Linked DNA regions of Homo sapiens: region 2 is linked to region 1. The links are chromatin loops, found by intact Hi-C in ENCODE. Cell type or tissue: PC-3. All regions are shown on one strand. Links, peaks and the distances in the headings refer to the core of each region. The heading gives the core; the rest is flanking DNA. Region 1 holds the start of TANC1 (tetratricopeptide repeat, ankyrin repeat and coiled-coil containing 1). Region 2 overlaps TANC1 (tetratricopeptide repeat, ankyrin repeat and coiled-coil containing 1).

The links. A loop is a pair of places that touch in the nucleus more often than their neighbours do. Peaks named below come from ENCODE experiments on the same cell type or tissue, not always from the same donor. Only the 100,000 strongest peaks of a DNase experiment are listed, where the experiment ranks them.
Region 2: it touches region 1 in a loop (7-fold over the local background); 54 of 110 quality-filtered maps call a loop at or near these places.

What each region holds. Positions count from the first base shown.
Region 1 is chr2:158,963,281-158,973,024 of GRCh38, forward strand. It overlaps TANC1 (tetratricopeptide repeat, ankyrin repeat and coiled-coil containing 1), which reads left to right and starts at 5,360. Exons shown (of 27, transcript NM_033394.3): 1 at 5,360-5,502. RefSeq lists an enhancer at 1-292 and silencers at 5,146-5,255, 5,316-5,395. In PC-3, for the core only: no CTCF peak of the experiment used is centred there; DNase peaks (open chromatin) are centred at 4,541 and 5,301; H3K4me3 peaks cover 4,901 bases; H3K27ac peaks cover 3,656 bases.
Region 2 is chr2:159,113,321-159,123,064 of GRCh38, forward strand. All of the region lies in intron 4 of TANC1 (tetratricopeptide repeat, ankyrin repeat and coiled-coil containing 1), which reads left to right. Among named protein-coding and RNA genes, the nearest start is that of MIR6888, 69 kb to the right of the region's middle. RefSeq lists an enhancer at 5,297-5,591. In PC-3, for the core only: CTCF peaks have their summits at 5,452 (motif pointing left) and 5,652; a DNase peak (open chromatin) is centred at 5,431; H3K27ac peaks cover 774 bases.

The sequences.
Region 1 (9,744 bases), core at 904-8,903:
AAATCAAAAGGAGGTTTAAGAAGAGCTTTGAAATCACTGAAAGGTAACAGGGCTTTAGCTACAGCTCACTAAGTAGTCAAATCAATCTTTACTAAGTAGCTGGTTTTTAGAGCAAACGCTCTAGGTAAGGGGTGACTTCTCTAATGAAGCCCAGTAGTTTAATTTCTCCTGATAATTACATAGTGCCCTATTTTCTCTTAGGCAGACACGACTGCTGCTAAAACCATTGAGACATTTAGACATGACACACACAAGAAAGATAGAGGAGCAAAAGTTTATATTTAATCAGTTTCTGCTCCAAATCAAAAATGTTCAGATCTTTAATAGTTAGACAGATAGGACTTCTAATTGTTGTATTAAAAACTTCTAAATGCACGAATCTTGTTTTATGCACCCTTAGGCTTGGAAGTTACTGCTGTCTCTTATATGTGGCCCTTTAGTGGACAAACCTCTTCAATTTTATCAAGTTGATTTTCTTCATCATCCACAATATCAACATTCCTCATCTCTTTCTGGATTAAGTTGTCTGATCATCCAGAGACAAACAGCAAACTGATTTTTAAACAAAACCAAAATTGCTATTTTGGCTAGGTTTTCCATATTTTTGTCCCCCCATCTCCCACATCTCATCCCCTTTAAACCAAATCTTTTAGTAGGTGCTATTTTCTGATTTGCATTTCTTCAAATAAATATGCAACTACAAAGTAGTTTTGATTAGTGCTTGGTCTTACGAAAGTATTTCAGGGGTTCAAGTTCGTAATCCCATTGGTATTTATCAGTGTTATTTCACAGAATTGAAAAGATTGTCACTAATTAATAATATAAATAAGATTGTACTGGCAGTTGCAAAGAATCTCAGCGAGAATTTTTTTAAAGAAAATATTTCCTTTACATTAATATATTATGTAAGAATTTTCACATGTTGATTTGCATAGAGTTGTGCCTGTGTTAGACATACACTACACTTTTTCCTCTACAGTAACACAGGAGAAAATATATCTCTGTAAATGACTCCTGACTGCGACAAGACCTGCCAATTTACCCTCGGATAAGTCTCTGAGAGCTTAATTGGAGTTATTACCTACTACTAAATCATCTTTAAGTCACTCTTCCTTAAGAGCACAAATATAGGCATTCTGGACTGCTCTGATCAAACCTTTAGGTTGTTATTCAAGCCAAAGTGGCCCCAGGTAACAGGGAGAGGAAAACATCTAACTGTCTACTAAATAAAAACTAACTTTGGTAGAGCATTTTCTAATTAATTGTTTTCAACCTTTTTAAAATTTAATCTTCCCAACACATCTGTGAGGCTGGGATCCTATACCATTCTCCTTTTTTCATAGATTAGGAACCTGGGGCTCAAAAAGGCTAAACGAATTGCCAGTCACCACAAACAGTAAGTACCAGTCAGAATTGGCATTTAGATATTATGACTCCATTTCCAGTGCCTTTTCTAGCACAACTTGCTGAAAAGAGGGAAGGTGGAGAACATTAAAATGCATCTGTTATACTCAAAGTTAAGAACACATTTCTTTTTAAACTGTCTTAGCCAGACTCAATGACATTTCTCAGAGGGGTTACTATCTGATTGCCTTACCTACCTTTCCTGAACAAGGGAATTTCCTGTTTCCCCCTATAGGGTATTTCACTATCAGAAGATTAATGAAAGTCTATATTTAAAATCTGAATCTAAATTTATAAATGTAGATTTCTAAATCTAAATTTATATTTAAAATACTACTCAGATGGCATGCCGTCTTAAAGCAGGTTCTCCCAGGACTTTATTTATTCTCATATTCTTATAAGGAAATATGAACCTCTGACTCTATCTCTCTGTTTCTTCTCTCAGTGGATTACATATCGGTTTAAACAATTCACTGCCTCACCCATATTGGATGAGTTTCTATAATGTTGGCAGGCCATGTGTTAGACCTGTGGAGGGGTTTATATGTCCCATGACTCCTTAACTTTAACTGTCTGGCTAACTGTGCACAGCTACGGCTTTCTATATTCCTGGATGAATGTCTGCCATTAGCTTGCAGCTGACCATGGTGTTGGCATCCGTGTATGGCCATGGATCGTTACACACGCTGGGACTGTGGTGTAGGGGTATGTAATTTCATTGCTTTTCCCACCTGATTTCTAACTACACCCAATTTATTTTATTATTTTCAATGTCTTTAATAAAAATTATTTTCTTCCCCAAAATGTTAAAAGGGAGAGGAAGAATGAGTGGACCAAAGGAGAATGGATTTTGTAAACATTAAAAGATGCCCCAAAGAAGAAGTGTTTGTGTGCTGAATTATTTTGAGTCTAGATTTCCTTAAATTTTGCCTTAAAAATTGACTTAAAATTTTTTTTAGCCCTGTTACAGTTTTTGGATGTAATTAACTACAGTGTTTTAAACATTTTACTTCTCACTATGTATTCTATACTACACATACCATAATAAACACTGGCCATGATCCCAACTTAGACTTGATTTAAAATAGAAGTACTTACGAATCCAAGCAGGAAAAAAAAGCATTCTAACACTCACAAGGCACATTCTTTTCTCACGCTTTCCTCAGCCTATTCCCCTGGGCAGTAAATTGTATAGTAAAATGACCAGTTTATTATTTGCTGTTTTCTTTCACTCTGCTGAGAAAAGCTACATTGCTGGCAAACTGACAGAAAATTTAAAAATGGAATCCAGTATTTTGTATGTCTGTTTAGGGAATGTGTGCAGCATAGACTATTCACGTGATCTATATTTCTCTTTTTTTGTCCTAACTGGTATCAACAGAAATGTAATGAATGAGCTTCTTAAAGTAGATGGGATAAGCAGAGATATCCTCAGAAAAGCAAGAGATGATTCTTGCTTTCCTTTTCCTAAAAATTCAAACAAACCATTAACTAACAACTAACTAAAAACGCTTTTATTTTTTAAGGGAAAAGCAGATTTTAAAAAAATTAAAATTCATTTTTTAATATGTGCTCAGCTAATACTTCACTTATTAAGATATTTAGAAAATGTTCACATTTTTTTCTTACAAAACGGATCTTAATGGAAGCCCCCTGTTTGCCTCACCCATGAATTTTCATTTTTTTTTTTTTACTCTTTTTGGCCTTGTCTTTTATAAATGTACTATTTTCACCCACAGCTTAAGAGAGCTTCTTTGATGTTCTTAGTACAACATAGTGTATGTAATGTCAGCTGTTTAAAGCTGGAGATCAGATTGTGCATAATAACATATGTAGTTTGGATTATATAAACACTACAGGAAGAAGGGGAGACAGGGCCTTTCTGTGTGCACATTTCAGATTGCTAGCTGTATGCCTGTTTAGAATGTTAAATACTCCTAACTAGGCAGTGATGAAGTTACTTCTTTAGTGACTGTGACTTCTGAAACTATAAAGACAAAACTTTTTCAACTAAAAATAATTTAAAGATGATGTCAGTAATGAACATATTTATGTGATTTTCTACTTGCTACTTAAGGAGCTTTGAGAGTAGAGGGAAAAAAATTGCACTGCCTTCAAAGCCCTATTTAACTAAGCAATTTCATCAAAAATTTGGAAATACAGCTGAGAAGAGCCAAAACCAGAAAAATGTGGTACAAATGATAAATTTCATCCATTATACCTTTCTCCCATTATAAAGAAGTCTGGAGCAGGAAATCTTACCAGTCTATTTTCTTAGGATTGTTTCTCTTATATTTTAATATTTCAGATTAGTTAGACTGCTTGGAGTTTTTGTCTTTTGTTTGCATCATTCTTTTATCATTAAGGTTGCTGTCTGGCTTTTTTGTCTGTTGAAAGATTTCGTTTCAAGATAAATTAAATAAAACATTACCATATTTTTCAGCAATGAAACATTTCAGATGGAGAAAGAAGTCAATAGTTTTCTGGTTTAAGTTTGTATTTTTATTTTCAATATTCTATCCTGCCTTGTTTCGGGAATACTTCAAGGCCGCTGATGTGTTTACTGCTCAAATATCAACACAGCAGTAATCAGGCCTTTGAAACTATGGGTGAAAAATCCAGTCCATTTCAGTCTTTTTAATTTATGAAAAGAGATTGTGTGGCATTTTGCTTCCTGTCCCTTTTCATAAGAACTTTAAATATGGACACCCCTCCTGCTGGTGTCTTTATATAGGGAAGCTCTGCGTGAGGTTGAAGTTTTTATGAGGAAACTTGTTTAAAACACAATCGTATTTTAAGGCGGGTTTGCCACAGCAAGGTTAGGGGTTACCAATAAATCGGTTTACAGCAACTTCTCTATTCTCTGCTCCAGACACACCAATGGGGTGACCCGTGCACAATTCCCGCTGGCCACACAAGGCAGCGGCAGTTCTAGTTGATCCTTCCTTCGTCAACTAGATCAACGAAGGCTGTCTTAGAGAGCTTCGGGTATTAAGTGAGCAGAGTCCCTTAGGCCAATTTGGCTGCCTGGGATTCCTGGGAGGATCTTGGAGAACCCAGGACACCCGAATCCCTAGTCCCTATCCTGGTTTTTGCTCTGCTGGAGAATAACAAAACATTTTGGGAACTCAGGAGTTTAATTTACTGCCACCAACCGACAAAATAATAGCATCTTTGTGTGTTCTCTCCCCTCCGTCCCTCCCACCTCCTTCCGACAGAAGCACGACGCTGGCCCTCTGTGAATGTAGCGCAGACAGCACGGGCCAGCCCGGAGCGGTCGCAGGAGGCTCCAGACCCGCGGCCCCAGGGACGCCCGGGAAATCACCGGCCCCAGAACGTCCCCCATTCCTTTTGGGAAATAAAAAGACGCAGCCGGTGAGATGCCTTCTTAGACCTTCCAGCTCATTTAGCTGATTCTGGCCCCAGAAAGTGTGTTTGTGTTTGTGTGTAGTTAAGTGAGGCAGAGAAAATCCAAGAAAGCCGCACAAGCCACCCCAAAGCGTCCACGGAAACTCCAGCTCGGTTAATTGCTCCCATATGTCCTCCTCGGCTGTGGTAAAAAAGCAGCGAGGAGGGAAGGCCGGGTCGCTTTATTGATTTTGAAGAGGCTGTAAAAAAGACTATGGCCCATCTCATTTTGGTCCCAGAGGGGCCTAGGCGCAGCCCCGGGGGACCCGGTGCCCAGAGGGATGGTAGGGTGCTTCAGGCCCGGACCTGGCGCCGAGAGGCGGGACAAGGGGACCTCGCGCCCAAGCCCCGCGGAAAGTTCGCGCTCCGCGCTCCAGCCGGTCCCTGGATCCGCCGCAGCCCGGGGCGGGGAGGGGCGCGGGAGGCGCGGCCGGGGCGGGCGCGCGAGAGGAAGGTGCCTTCGGGAACACGCGCAAGGGCGGGGATTCGCGCTGCCAATGAGGCCCCGGTGTGGGCCGAGCAAGGCGGGGGGACGGGCCGGAGCGGAGGCTTTGCTGTGGCAGCTGCTGGAGCGGCGGCCGCCTCGGGAGCCGGAGGAGAGGCAGCCGCGGAGCGCCGAGCTGGCCTCGCCCCGAGGCCCGGCCCTGGGTGTGGGGAACCGCGCTGAGGAGCTGGAAACTTTCCCGGCAGGTAACTCCCGCAGCCCGGACTCCGCCGCGGGCCTGCGAGCGCCCCGGGCATGGCCAGCTGCCAGTGTGCGGAGAGGTCGAGAGGGACCCGGGGTGGAGAGGGTGATGGGAGAAGGGAAAGGCGTGTGGGAAAGTTTCTGGAGCGCCCCCTCCTCCGCCGGGCACACCCGGGAGCTTTCCGGGAATAGGCACAGACATGTTGGGCGCCCCGGGCCTTGGTCTCTCGGCGGCTTTGGGGAGTCCGCACCTTCCTTGCGCGGTTCCCCCGCGCCGGACCGAGCCGGCCTCCCCTGGAACCGGTGTGGTGGGAACCGGGAACGCTTGGGGCACGCTCGAGTTCTGGGACCACCCCCGCCCGGCGCGCCCGCTCGCCCCCTTTCCCGCCTTCTCTGTAGCCCTCGGGCTTGGCAAGGGCCTGGGCTACGCCTGGTACCTGGCGCGGGGGAGGCGGGGGGAGGCGCGCCTGGCACCGCGGGGTCCTGGGCGCCCCCCGGAGTGTTGGGGTGCGCGGGTCGCGAAGTTGCCGAGAGAACTTAAGCCGGAGGCATGGTATTGCCCCAGTCTGGGCTGAAAGTCTATTGCTTTGCTTCCAAGAACACTGCGATTAGCATATCCACACTCCTTTATTGGGGGTGGGGGTGAGTTAGGATTAGACGTTGGGGGTTTTTCTTTAGGGGTGGGGCGCTGAGAAGAGCGGTAATTGTCAAGATTGTGAGCCCCCTTGTTCTTGGATGCAGAGTGGTCATTTTCGGGGGACGATATCAGGGCACTGGCTTCCTGGAGGACTTTGGGGTGCGGGCGCGCAGCGCTGTGGGTGTGCGGGGCTCCCGGCTTTGGCGCGGCGGCTTTCCGGAACGCCTGGCTGGGAAGGAAGCTCTAGGCATTGTGTGGTGTGTTTGCAGACAGAAAGGTCCCTGGACCGGTGTTCTCAAAACTTACTGGACTTATTGTGTAAAGCTCCGGGAGGAAATGTGGCGTTGGCCAGGTAGAAACGCGGCGCTGCGGCCAAGGGGCGGAGGACGCCAGGCTCGGCAACGGCCTTCTCCCAGCCCCCTCCTGCCAGCTCCAGATCCGCGTGCCTCCAGTGTTGGGACCGTTCTCAGTGGCGTTGTTCCCTGCTGGAGTTAACTTGGGAGGTGAGGAGGGAACTTTCATCTTGAACTTGACCCCAGAAGCAGCGTCGTCCGTACAGGTTACAAGGTAAATGGAAGCTGAGTCTTAACGTGGGTTGGACCGCAAACTCTGGCTGGCGCGGAAAGGAAGTTCCTGGTTCAGAATCTTTGAGGAAAGGGCTCAAGATTGCTGAGATCGCTCGCTCTGGAAATGCCAGACACACCAGACTGCAGAAGTTAATGCGTGTTTGGAGGGGTGGGGGTGGGAGAGGAAAGGAGAAACCTGGTTAGTTGGCACAGAGGGCTGGTATTTCTCTGTAGTGGAAATGAAGGGAGTCTGCGTCTCTGCTTTCACCAGATCCGCTACCCTCTTTTTTCCTTCCTTGGTCATCTTTATTCCTGCCAGGCTGGCACTCCTGAGGCAGGGGAGGGGAAGGAGAGGAAAGCAGTTGTGAAGCTTCCTGGGTCAGCCTGGAGGTATTTCAGATCTGCTACTAGGAAGATTCCAGGATTTTAACAGCTGCTTCTTGATTGCTGGGAATGAAGGAGTTTATGAGCGGCTGAGACTACTTCATTATAGAAGTAGTCTGAGTGTTTTACTCATCTAAGCTACTTAAAGACCTCACAAGGGACCTTCCCTAGAGTATGCCAGTTTCTGCAGTTTGTGTCAGCCAGAATGCTTGGTGAGTGTTAGTCAAAAAGCATCATAAATATATCCTGGTGGTTCTGAAATGAAAAGTATGTGGCAGTAAAGGAAGTATGGTATCTGATATCCTTCAGGACTTCCTCCTAGGGTTGTTCCTGTTACCTGCCAAGTGAACTTGGTTCAGGCTTCCGGACTGTTGTGATTTGACAATAAGAGATGGGAAATAGTGTCATCGATTTTAGTGGAAGCAGGAAAAGTCCACAAATAAATTTAAGGTGAGTTTTTATGACCCTGTCTTGCACATGTGGTGCCCCAAACTTAACTTTTTGGCACCAAGCCTTTTGGTTTGAAGTGTTGCTGGAACTTGGAAGCAATGGTTTTCCTGCTTTCTTGGTTTAACCACCAGAATGCCCAAATTATTATAATTTATATCCATCCTTGATCTAAGATATAACTGATTCATAGTCAGCCTTTTTCTGCTTCCCATAACAGCCTGTAGAAAAAAGAACATTTTGTCTCTTTAACCACACACGATTTATTTGGTGCCATAGTAGGTTTTGACACTGGGTGATTGAGGGCATAATTTTAGAGACAATGGAGTTGTCTGGATTAAATCGTCCATTTTTAGGCAACGTTCTCTTCTGAGTTGCTGATTAATTCTTTATTTCTCTGGGAACATTAAAACCAGCATCCCTGAGCCAGTGGAACTATAATCCATATTATAATGACTCCTGCCAGCATAGCTGGAGGTTAACTTTATGTCGTTGTTTCCATTAGACATTTCTAACCTAATTGTAAAGATTTTGTCTCAGTTGGGTTGAGAGTAGGGTTGAGAGTCTCATAGAAAAAGAAATGGCTTTATTTTTATCTTTATGATAAAATAAAGTTTGTGTTACAGGAATACATTTACAGAAGCAAAATAAAGAAGAGTGTTTATATATTTGTGGGGAGGATTTGTTTTAGTGTTTAAAATAGTTTGGTTTTCAACTGTCTCTTAAATGCATATTTCAGTGGTGGAAAAACCAGAACCTCTCCCTGCCCCCTTTCTCCCCACGTTATGAAAGTGTTCACTGTACAAAGAACTCTTAAGCCTTTCTGGGTCTTGGTTTTCTCATTTTTTTCATCCCTAAAATGGGATTACCTTGCATCCCTAAAGTTCTGTGACTCTCCAAAAGTTTGAGAAATGTAGGAATTCTGAAGCCAGTGCTGTAATGTTAGAACACTGCTATGGGGTTTATAAGGGCTTGATTTACACATTTTATCCCTAACCCTTTATTTGAATAAACCAAGGCCTAGAAAGTTAAATTAGACCTGTATCATCTATAAATAGTTGAGTTGAACTTGAACCAGAGTCTTCTGATTCTCCCTAGTCTCTTCTCCTCTGTTTATTCAAACCTGCCAAACAGACTAAAGTTAATATGTGGCAATTTCTCACAATACATTTTTAGGGTTATATATGAGTTATTTTGATTTCAGAACCCCAGGGTTAACATCTATGCTTTGATGTCAGGGATTAAAAACAGTTCACCAATAATGGTAATAAAACTTTCTCCTCAAGAGAGTTTCAGAAAGTCACATGCTTCAAACTAATCATTTGTTTATTTTCAACTTCTTTTTTATTAAGTAGGCTTCAGGGTGTAATGTGATTTATAATCCGGACTAGTAACCCAGACAGCATTCTTAAGGAAATCACTTCTCAAATCTGTACCTCTTTTTAAAAATAAAAAATGAACATATCATTTGCCTTTGATCTTGGTATCTCTCAGCCTAATTGCAAAGCCTGGGTGAGTATTCCTTTTTTTGGTGTCATCATTCTTGGACTGTTCCTACTGATGGCTGGATAAGTCTGATTTTGCAGCACTTTCCATGCTAAATACATCCTTCCCTTATGCTGTTGGGTTGATGGTAAAGAGGTAGTAGGTTGCAGGTGACCCATTTTTGCTGTGTCTCTAAATGTTTGTGCTTTGTCCTGCTTGCCTAGTTAGCAGCACTCACTGCAGCTTGACACTCATCTGGAGGCTGGTATTGATTTTCTTTAACAGGTTCTAAAATGCAATTATGTGTTAAGCTGTAGGCTCTTTTATGTCTGAGCAGCTTGTCCATCTTCAGCTTTTTAAACTTATTCTCAGAGGAATGTCTTTTCAAAATATTAAGCAATGGGGTTTAAACCTCAATAAGAAGATGTATCAGTGCTCATTGGCTGGGAAGGAGGTGTAGTATATCTGAAATTGCCGCCATTTCCATGAGTGAGAGAAGAGAACATTATGAAGTGCTATTAGCTAGAGAAGTTGGGACACTTTGTACCAGGAGGGCACAAGAGCAGCAAAGGAGAAGAATGATTCTTGGTTTTTAATAATATTATCAGGAGCATGGATTTGGAATGATAGAGGACTTTGAAGAAGGCTTTCAGAGGACATTATCTTGTGGAGAGTGAAAGGAGTTCTCCTGGTTTGGTTTAGCTGTGTTGCTGATGGAACTTGCCCTT
Region 2 (9,744 bases), core at 954-8,953, 150 kb after region 1:
ACCCAGGATATTGTATTGTAGGAGGACAGACAGACCTGGGGTCAATCCCAAGTCCTTGTTCTTAGTGGCTCTGTTTCCTTAGAAGAGTACTAAATTAATGTCTCTAATAGTTGGTTTCCTCATTGAGAAAGGAGAATAACCTACCTACCATATGGGTCTTTGAGAGGATTGGAAGGAATGTAAAGTGCCTGGCTCCTAGAATATGTTGGAAGAATGCTGCCCTTGCCATGTTCCATCAAACTGGTCCTGACATCTGAGATTGGGGTAAATCGCCCCTTCTGCCTTTTATTGTCCTCTCTCCTGTATCATCCTCTTTTGCCTTTAGTCTGTTTCTCTCACCTGGAGAATAGAGAAGGCACCACTCCTTCAGTGGAGGACTCTTGAAATCTAATTGCTTGCCAGGCACAGCAGTGCACTTGTAATCCCGATTACTGGGGAAGCAGAGGCTGGAGTATAACTTGAGCCAAGGAGTTTGTGATAAGCCTGGGCAGCATAGTGAGACTCCAGTCTCTTAAAAATTTTTTGAACAAAAAAATCTAATTGCTGACATTTGGACTTGGGTTAGCAAATATTGTTGAAACCATGAAAACCAAATTATTCATCATTGGGATCTGAGTTTTTGAATTGTGGGCACGGCTCTGTGGATGAGCTGACCCATCTACAGCTTCTGTGGGAAGGGTCTTGCCAGATACTTAATTGGTTTTCATTTCCTGAAGTGTGTGTTGCTTCCAGCCAAATGCTTTATGCTTATTTATTCTTAGTCCTATTGTAGCTTTTATTAAAAGTGATAAAGATCAGTGAGAGCACAAGGAACCAAGTTTTAGAGGAGTGTGAAAAGCAGTTCACAAGACAACGAGCTGATACCAAAGATTATGGGGACTGAAGGTAGGGAGCCAACCAAGCACCCAACTGTCCTCCTGAGGGGAGGACAGATGTGGCCTGGCTGTAAAGAGATGCCTTGCAGGGGCCACCTGAGTCCCATAAGATTGTCAGGAAGAAATGATATCAGTGGCCAGGTCAAGGAGCTATCCATTAGTTTCTGAGGATGTAATATTTACTAATATTTACTTGGTTTTAGGTTTTACTGTACAGTTAATTTTTTCTTATAGTTTGTGGTATTTTAACAGGCAAGCAGGTGCTTTTAAGGTGGGGGGAAACATCTTAACTGTAGCCTGAAATCTTGACTTACTGACAGTGTTGCTAGTAGAGTAGTGTGTGATACCCAGAAAGGAAAAAATAAACCTGTTGAGTTCAACATGTTTCCCCGAAATGAGCAAGAAACATATATCAGACTGCTTAAGAGAATCCCATTTTTATTTGCATTTTGACACTCTTTTATTATTTTTATGGTATACTTTTCCTGTTTCTTCCTTTCAACCTGGAAATTATTAGTTTGTGTGCCCTTTGGGCTTTAAAATAAAGTTCATTTTATTCTGTGGTCATCTCAAGAGCTCTTACTCCCCCAGTTCTCCTGGACTTGTTTTGGTGAGAGCCTGTTCCAGGATCCCTTTCATTGTAAGAGGACATTGTATGGGTGGATATGATGACTTTTGGTGGTGATCTTTATTTTTGCAAATGGCCTCAGAGGCACTCTGAGTTATTCAGTCTTTCACGCAGTGATTTCATGAGCTTCCATAAACATTTGTTTTATACCAGTTTATTGAGCACCAGCCATGTGTTGGGCTCTGGACTAGAGATGTGGTGGATATAAAGGTAAATAAATACTTGGCTCTAAGCTCTGGGGACCTCCCAGTTTGGCAAGAGATGACAACAGTGAAGACATTGAGGTGTCTACAAAGTGTTGTGACCTCACGGAGAAGAGCGAGACTCTCCTTTCGGAAGCTGGTAAGGGTGTGTGTGTGTGTGTGTGTGTGTGTATGTGTGTCCGTGTGTGTGTGTGTCATTGGAGGAGCCAGGTGTTTTATTTTGGCAGTGATGTCCTATGACAGAGTTAAGCAGAAGAGGGATGAAATAAATAGATTTGGTTTCTAGGACGGTAACTGTTTCACACAGGCCTCCTTGGGGTTGAGACTGGGACTCCTTGAGTCAAATGCAGTATAGTGGCTTAACTCTGCAGGGGAATGTGCAGTGTGGTGGAGGTTGATTTGAAAAAGTTTTAGGAAAAAGAATCTTTAGGTTGTGGTGACCTGTTTGTACATGAGAATTAGGGAAGGAAGAAAGTGCAGAAGGAAAGTACTCAAGGCAGGGGCTTCCTAGTCCTTTTAATCTCATGGCACATATAGGAGATTTTTGTACAGCAAATGGAATCAATGAACTGTCCCTCGGGCACTGCCCCAGACTCTGCCCAACGGTCCGGAGAGCTGAGAGAATCCATATCCTGGCATACCCTTAACTCATTTTTTGCATGCCATTGGGAAGCTTGCCGAGCTCTAGCTTGGTTTTCTTGATAGGTCAAGATTCAAAATATTCTGTTGTGCCTCATGACTTTGTTTTTCTCCCCAGTTTAATTTTCATAGTATTTCCAAGGTGGGCATTATTCCTGTGTTTTGGGTAGGAATTCTAAGGTTCTGAAAGGTAGAATTTCAGCCCTCGTTGGTCCTGGGATTCCAAGTAATGCTGTTTCTGCCCTACCACAGGTGTAGGTGCTGGTGTAATTAACTACAGTGTGGAGTGGTTTGACTTTGCCTATCTTGAACTTTGAGTGCTCCACGAAGCCATGCTTGTGAAGAGCACCAAGGAGTTGAGTGCAGAGTCTGAGCTAAGGTTGCTGGCCTCAAGAGAGAAAAGAGGATTTTGAAACAGGGCATCTGACGCAGAGGCTGTGAAGGTCAAGTATGATAAGGAATGAAAAGTACCTGTTAGTGGCTGGGCGCGGTGGCTCACACTTGTAATCCCAGCACTTTGGGAGGCCGAGGCAGACAGATCATCAGGTCAGGAGTTTGAGAACAGCCTGACCAACATGGTGAAACCCCGTCTCTACTAAAAATACAAAAAAATTAGCTGGGTGTGGTGGCAGATGCCTGTAATCCCAGCTACTCAGGAGGCTGAAGCAGGAGAATCGCTTGAACCCAGGAGGCAGATGTTGCAGTTAGCCGAGATTGTACCACTGTATTACAGCCTGGGTGACAGAGCAAGACTCAGTCTCAAAAAACAACAACAACAACAACAACAACAAAAAAAAAAAAACAAAGGACCTGTTAGCTTTTGGAAATATGGCAATTGATGACCTTTGAGCAGAATAGGCAAACTTTTTCTGTCAAGGGCCAGATAGTAAATATCTCAGGCTTTGAGGGCCACACAGTCCCTGTTGCGACTATGTAACTCTGCCATCGTAGTACAGAGCAGCCTTAGACAATACGTAAATGAGTGGTCATGGCTGTGTTCCAGTGATATTTTATGTATAAAAACACTCAGTGGTCCAATTTGGCCCCTGGGCTGTAGTTGGCCAATGTTAACTTTTGTCTCAGGAAAGGAAAGGAGAAATGGAAACTTAGCATTTATTCAACCATGTGCTAGACACTGCATGAACATTTTCAAGCCTGCAGCTTAGGTATGAACCCCACTTACAGTGAGTTGATGGAGCGCCCCAAGAGCTTAGTTATAACTTTGCTGAAGGTTAGACTGCTCGTTGATAACCAGTTGGGATTTGAACTTCAGTCTAATTCCAAAGCCTGGGTCATTTTCACTTTACTTCATTGCCACCCGGAATAGTGGCCTTCGATCACTCTCGAAAGGTGCAGATGGCACAGGAGCCCTCACACTCTGCCTTTCCACCATATCCTTCACATGACCTTCAGTGAAGCAGTGTTTGCTGCTTTACCCTCCTCTATGCTGAGGGTGAAAGGACTGTCAGGAACACAACCTAAATACAACATAGAAAGTAAAAGGACTCTCCTGTATGTGACGAGACCTCTTAGTTACCATTAAAGCTTGGGTGAACTTCTATTTTTAATAAAATTTAAATTCAGAATAGCGTTAGATTTATAGAGAAGTTGCAAAGAATGCAGAGTTCCCGTGCACTCCATACCAAGTCTCCTCTTATTAACATAGGACATTAGTATGACACACTTGTCAGAGTTAATGAACTGATATTGATACCTACTAAAGTCTGTACTTTATTCCTTTTTTTTTTGAGATGGGGTCTTGCTCTGTTGCCCAGGCTGGAGTGCAGTGGTGCAATCTCGGCTCACTGCAAGCTCCGCCTCCTGGGTTCACGCCATTCTCCTGCCTCAGCCTCCCGAGTAGCTGTGACTACAGGTGCCCGCCACCACGCCCGGCTAATTTTTTGTATTTTTTAATAGAGACGGGGTTTCACCGTGTTGGCCAGGATGGTCTCAATCTCCTGACCTCGTGACCCGCCTGCCTCGGCCTCCCAAAGTGCTGGGATTACAGGCGTGAGCCACCGTGCCCGGCCTATTCCTTTTTTTTTTTTTTTTTTTTTTTTTTTTTTAAAGCTTATTCCCAATGTCCTTTTTCTATTCCAGTATCCGAGAGGACACCATATTGCATTTAGTTGTCAGGTCTTAGACTCTTCTTGGCTGTGGTGGTTGCTCAGACTTTCCTTGTTTTGATGACCTTGGCAGTTTTGGGGAGTGCTGGGCTGGTGTTTTGCAGGTTGCCCCTCTACTGGAGTTTTTCTGTACTGGAGTTTTTCTGTACTGGAGTTTTTCTCTACTGGAGTTTTTCTCTACTGGAATTTTTCTGTACTGGAGTTTTTCTCTACTGGTGTTTTTCTCTACTGGTGTTTTTCTCATGATTAGACTGGAGTTACAGGTTTTGGGGCAGAAACCACAGAAGTGAAGTGCCTTCTGCTCCCATCTTTTGATGTACACAGTAGCTACCTGGCTTATCACTGTCTTGACTTCGATCACCTGGCCAACGTAGTGGGTGCCAGGTTGCTCCAAGGTGAAGTTATTCGTTTCCTTCCCTCCCCCTTCCATATATTAACATGAACGCATTTGTATGCATGCATAGATGCTGTATGTGGAGTGTGCTGTACTCTCCAGAAGGCAGGAAGTCGCTGTGTGCAGCCCACACTTAGGGGTATGGTGGTGTACACCACCACCATGAGAGTGGAGGATCTATGTAAATTGTTTGGAATTTTTCTGCATAGGAGATTTGTCTTGTTTCCCATTTATTTTCATCAGTATGGATTCCCGGGAAGATGAACTCCCAGTGTTGTACTTGGGTGTGATTCAGGAGTATGCAAGCCTTTCTGCCCCACTTTGTTGCCTTGTTAACTAAGGGAGGCTGAGATAAGTCCTCTCAGGTGCAGTCAGAGTCTGTCCTAAGATGGGGGTAGGGAGTTGCTGTGCCTCAGTGGTTTACTTTCTCAATATAGACTGTTAGCCATATGTGTGTTACCTGAAACCTTAAGGAGAAAGCATTTTTGGCCGGCCTGGAAAGGACACAAGCAAATGTAGCCTTGATGGTGGAGAAACGTCTCTAGCAGGGCTGTGCATCTGAATCAGCATTGAAGCAGCGCCACCTTGTGGTTGATGCTGAATGAGCTGTGTATTCGGCCAGGTTCTGTGATTCTTACCCTGTCTGCATGCTGTTCGAGTAGCTAAAGTACTTTAGAAAAGAAGAAACACTTTAAACTCTTAAAGAAAAAGAGAAGCTACCTCCTAACTTTGCCTTTGTACATGACTGGGTACACAAACAGCAGACATCTTAAAGTAAAAAATCTCTGTAGTTACTTTGTTTGACATACTGTTAATCATGTATTTTCTGGTAAGCCTTTTTGTCTCTGATTGTTCAAAATTGTTCAATAGCTGAGGCGTAAAAGTAGAATAGGTTATAACCCCAAGCCTCTGTCATATTTTTCTTTGGTATAGGCAGATTGGGCAGTTATTTTAATATTCATTCTTCTTTGCCCCCAAATGTCTTCAGATGTTTTTGTACACATGCGTAAGAGGTTTGAGCCTATGTAGGAAGTAGCCAGGGAGTCTACTGAAGTCCACTGTAATGTGTGGGAATGTGGAGCCAGTTATGATTAACAGCTGTCTGCATCCTGGATTGTTTAACCCATTGTTTACACCCACTCTTCAGAACCAGTGGAGGTGGGGGAGTTGGGAAGATGGTTTCATATGACCTGTGGTTGACCTGATTGACTGTTAGCAGGTGCTAAGATGGAGATCAGTTTCAGTTGGTTTTAAAAAAAATCAAGAAGCAGCCACTCTGTTGTAATAAATCATTGTATATTCAGGAATTCTAACTGTAATGTAAAATCTTGATCACCTGTTTTAGAGTAAGGTAAGCAATGACTGTAGTTGCTTTAACCAATAAAAATTCGACATCAACCTGAGCTGTAGCATGTTTAATGTGGAAACCCTGTTCTCTGTTTTGTCCTGAATGCTGAACACTGATAGGAAGTCAGATGCGGTAGCTGAGAGGTCACGATGGCCTGGGTTGCTGCAGGGGACGGCAGCAGGCACTCTTAGGAGGTGAGCTGCGGTCGTGGCTTATCTGGCCCCTCTCACTGATGTCACAGGTTACCTATGCAATCTGTGAGTGCAATTTGTCCTTTTTAGACTCTAAACAGATAATGGCTGAGCCCCCAAATATGGCTTTGCTGCTGCGCTTGATGTTTGCAAGAGGGAAGAGGTGTTTCAGATAATGGAAAGCATGTGCTTGCCAGTGTGAGCTCATCAACAATGAGGTCAGAGGAGGACAGTGCCTCTTGCTCGCAAGCCCAGCCTTCATACTGCCTTTTCTTTCAGTCTCAGGTGCAGCCTGTTGTGGGATTGTTAGAGGCCCCTTGCATGTGGTCTGACATGCCAGCCTTCTGACCATGTGCAACAGGACTGTGGGCTACTCCTGACTTCAGAGATAGCATCTTTGTACAGATGCCAGAGATGCCAGAGACACCCAGGAGTTGAGTCTGCTGGGGGACATGGACAAGGACGTAGGTGACAATAGTGTATGTGCTGTGGGGAAAGGATGACTGTGATAGCATGTGGAAGGTTCTAGAATTCAGAGGGTAACAGAAATGAGATGGCAGTCCTTACCAGCAGGGTGGGCACTGTGGGATAGGGAGTAGACAATGGTGGACTTGGACTTGAGGGAGTAGTTTGTTTATTTTTTTTTAATTTTTTTTTAGAATCTTGAACTTCCATTGAGTATTCTGAAAGGGAGAGATTGACTTTACATGGTGGAGGGACTATTTTGAGCCTTTTGATGTTGAGAGAAGCATTTTATGTACAAATGATATGAATTTTGCATTGCTATTCAGTGCATTATGGTTAAAAATTTTAAATATGGCTTCTCACAAGACTTAAAATTCAATGTGTCAATCTTGTGTTTAAAAAAATTTTAATTATTTTTAGAATGAATTTCACTTAAAGCTAAAAATTATGTATTTCAGGATAGGGTGTGGTGGCACAATGGATCATCACTCACTGCAGCCTCAACCTCCCAAGCTCAAGTGATCCTCCCACCTCAGCCTCCCAAGTAGCTGGGACTACAGGCACACACCACAACTAATTTTTGTATTTTTTTGTAGAGATGGGGTTTCACTGTGTTGCCTAAGCTGGTCTTGAACTCCTGAACTTAAGCGATCCTCCTGCCTCTGCCTCCCAAAGTGCTGAGATTACAGGCATGAGCCACCGTGTCTGGCCTCTCCTTTCTCTTTTACTTACGGCAGTTGAGGCCCACCTAGATAAGCCCCTCATCTCAGGATCCTTAACTTAGTCACATCTACACAGATGATTTTTCCAAATCAAGTAGCAAATACCATAGGTTCCAGGGAGTATGTCTTTGGGAACCATTATCAGTTTACCACACCTTCCTAACACAAGGTAACCTGATGGTCTAATAACATGTTTGCTGGAGTACTAGCTAGCATGTCCACATGTCCTGCCAGAAGAAGGAAAGAGAAGAGCAAAATGGGGTTTCTCCCAGCTGGCTCATCTTTGTAAACAGTCTTCCTTGAAATCCTACCTGATGCTGGCTCACCTCTCATTGGCTCTGTGGACCTAGCTGCCAAGGAGGCTGGGAAATGCAATTATTTATGCACTTAATTGCACTAGGGTGCTAAAGCATAATTTTCTCCGCTATTGTTGTTGTTTGAGACGGACTCCCACCCTTATCGCCCAGGCTGGAGTGCAATGGTGCAATCTTCGCTTACTGCAACCTCTGCCTCCTGGGTTCAAGTGATTCTTCTGCCTCAACCTCCTGAGTAGCTGGGGTTACAGGTGCCCACCACGATGCCTGGCTAATTTTTGTATTTTTAGTGGAGACGGGGTTTCGCCATGTTGGCCATGTCTCAAACTCCTGACCTCTGGTGATCCACCTGCCTTGGCCTCCCAAAGTGCTAGGATTGTGAGCCACTACGCCCAGCAGTTACGAGAAAGGCAATAGCATAATTCATTAATTAGGGAATCCAAAAAGATGTTAATGGTTTAGGAATTTGGGTTATAGAGATTTATATTGTCTGCCAGAGAATTGGTATGGACAAACATTGCTAGGGACAGGAATCATTTGCACTGCCAAGTTTTCTGCAATTTACAGACCTGTAAACTAGTCAATAGAAAGTCAAGAGTGTACACAGCTATGGAAAGATACTGTCGGAGGGTCTGCTTTACATAAGCAACATCCAGGCCCACTGAAGGTACACCCTGTTATCTCTTTTGTCCCTTTCCAAGTGTTTGAAACTTTTTATTTATTTATTTTTGAGAGATGCTCTCGTTCTGTTGCCCAGGCTGGAGTGCAGTGGCAGGATCACGGCTCACTGCAGCCTTAACCTCCCAGGTTGAAGTAATCCTCCCACCTCAGCCTCCCAAGTACATGGGACTACAGGCACACGCCACCACACCCACCTAATTTTTGTATTTTCTGTAGAGACAGGGTTTCACCATATTACCCAGGCTGGTCTGGAACTCCTGGGCTCAAGCCATCTGCCCGCCTTGGTCTTCCAAAATGCTGGAATTACAGGTGTGAGCCACTGTTCCTGGCCTATTTTTTAAAATAGTGAAAAATTAGGGCTTTCTTACAGAGGTGGAAGGAGATGATAGATGCTGGGGCTGGCCTTTAGCTGTTGCTCTCTATACATGGGTCAGAGATGTTTACCCAGGATTTGAGACTTGGGGACTTCCTATAACTGGGTATCACTATTATCATTGAAGTGGCCAGACCCTCTTTTCTAACTAAAAAAAAAATTTAATGTGTTTTTTTAAAATTAACATAGAGCAAAAATGAACTTTTTTTTCTCATTGTACAGATCTGTGACTGTCAAATGCACAGTTGTGTAACTACCACAAAGATACCAGTTCTTTCACCCCAAAATATTCCCTCATGCTGCTCCTTTGTAGTCAACACCCAACTCCTGACAACCCCTGAACTGTCCTCCAAACCTATAGTTTTGCCTTTTCAGATGTCGTGTTTAGAATTGTGTATAACCTTTTGAGTCTGGCTTCTTTCGCTTAGCCTAATGCAGTTGATTCATTCATGTTGTAGTGGGTATCAATTCTTTTTCTTTTTTCTTCTTTTTTTTTTTTTGCAGAGTAATACTGTTTTCCAAAGTGGTTCTACCATTTTGCATTTTCACCAACAGTATGAGGGTTTCAGTTACTTTGCATCTTCACCAGCAGTTTTTATATTTTGTTTTTTAAGTTTTAGCCATCCTAAAAGGTGTGCAGTGGTAGCTCATTGTCCAAGCTGGCCCTTTTAATGGTCTCAGTGCAACCTAGTCAGGTTGAAACTATGATCCATAGCTAATCTTTGGACCTAATCTGATTAAACTCATAAATCCTATTAAGAGCAACAGTGCTTACAGGTATTTCT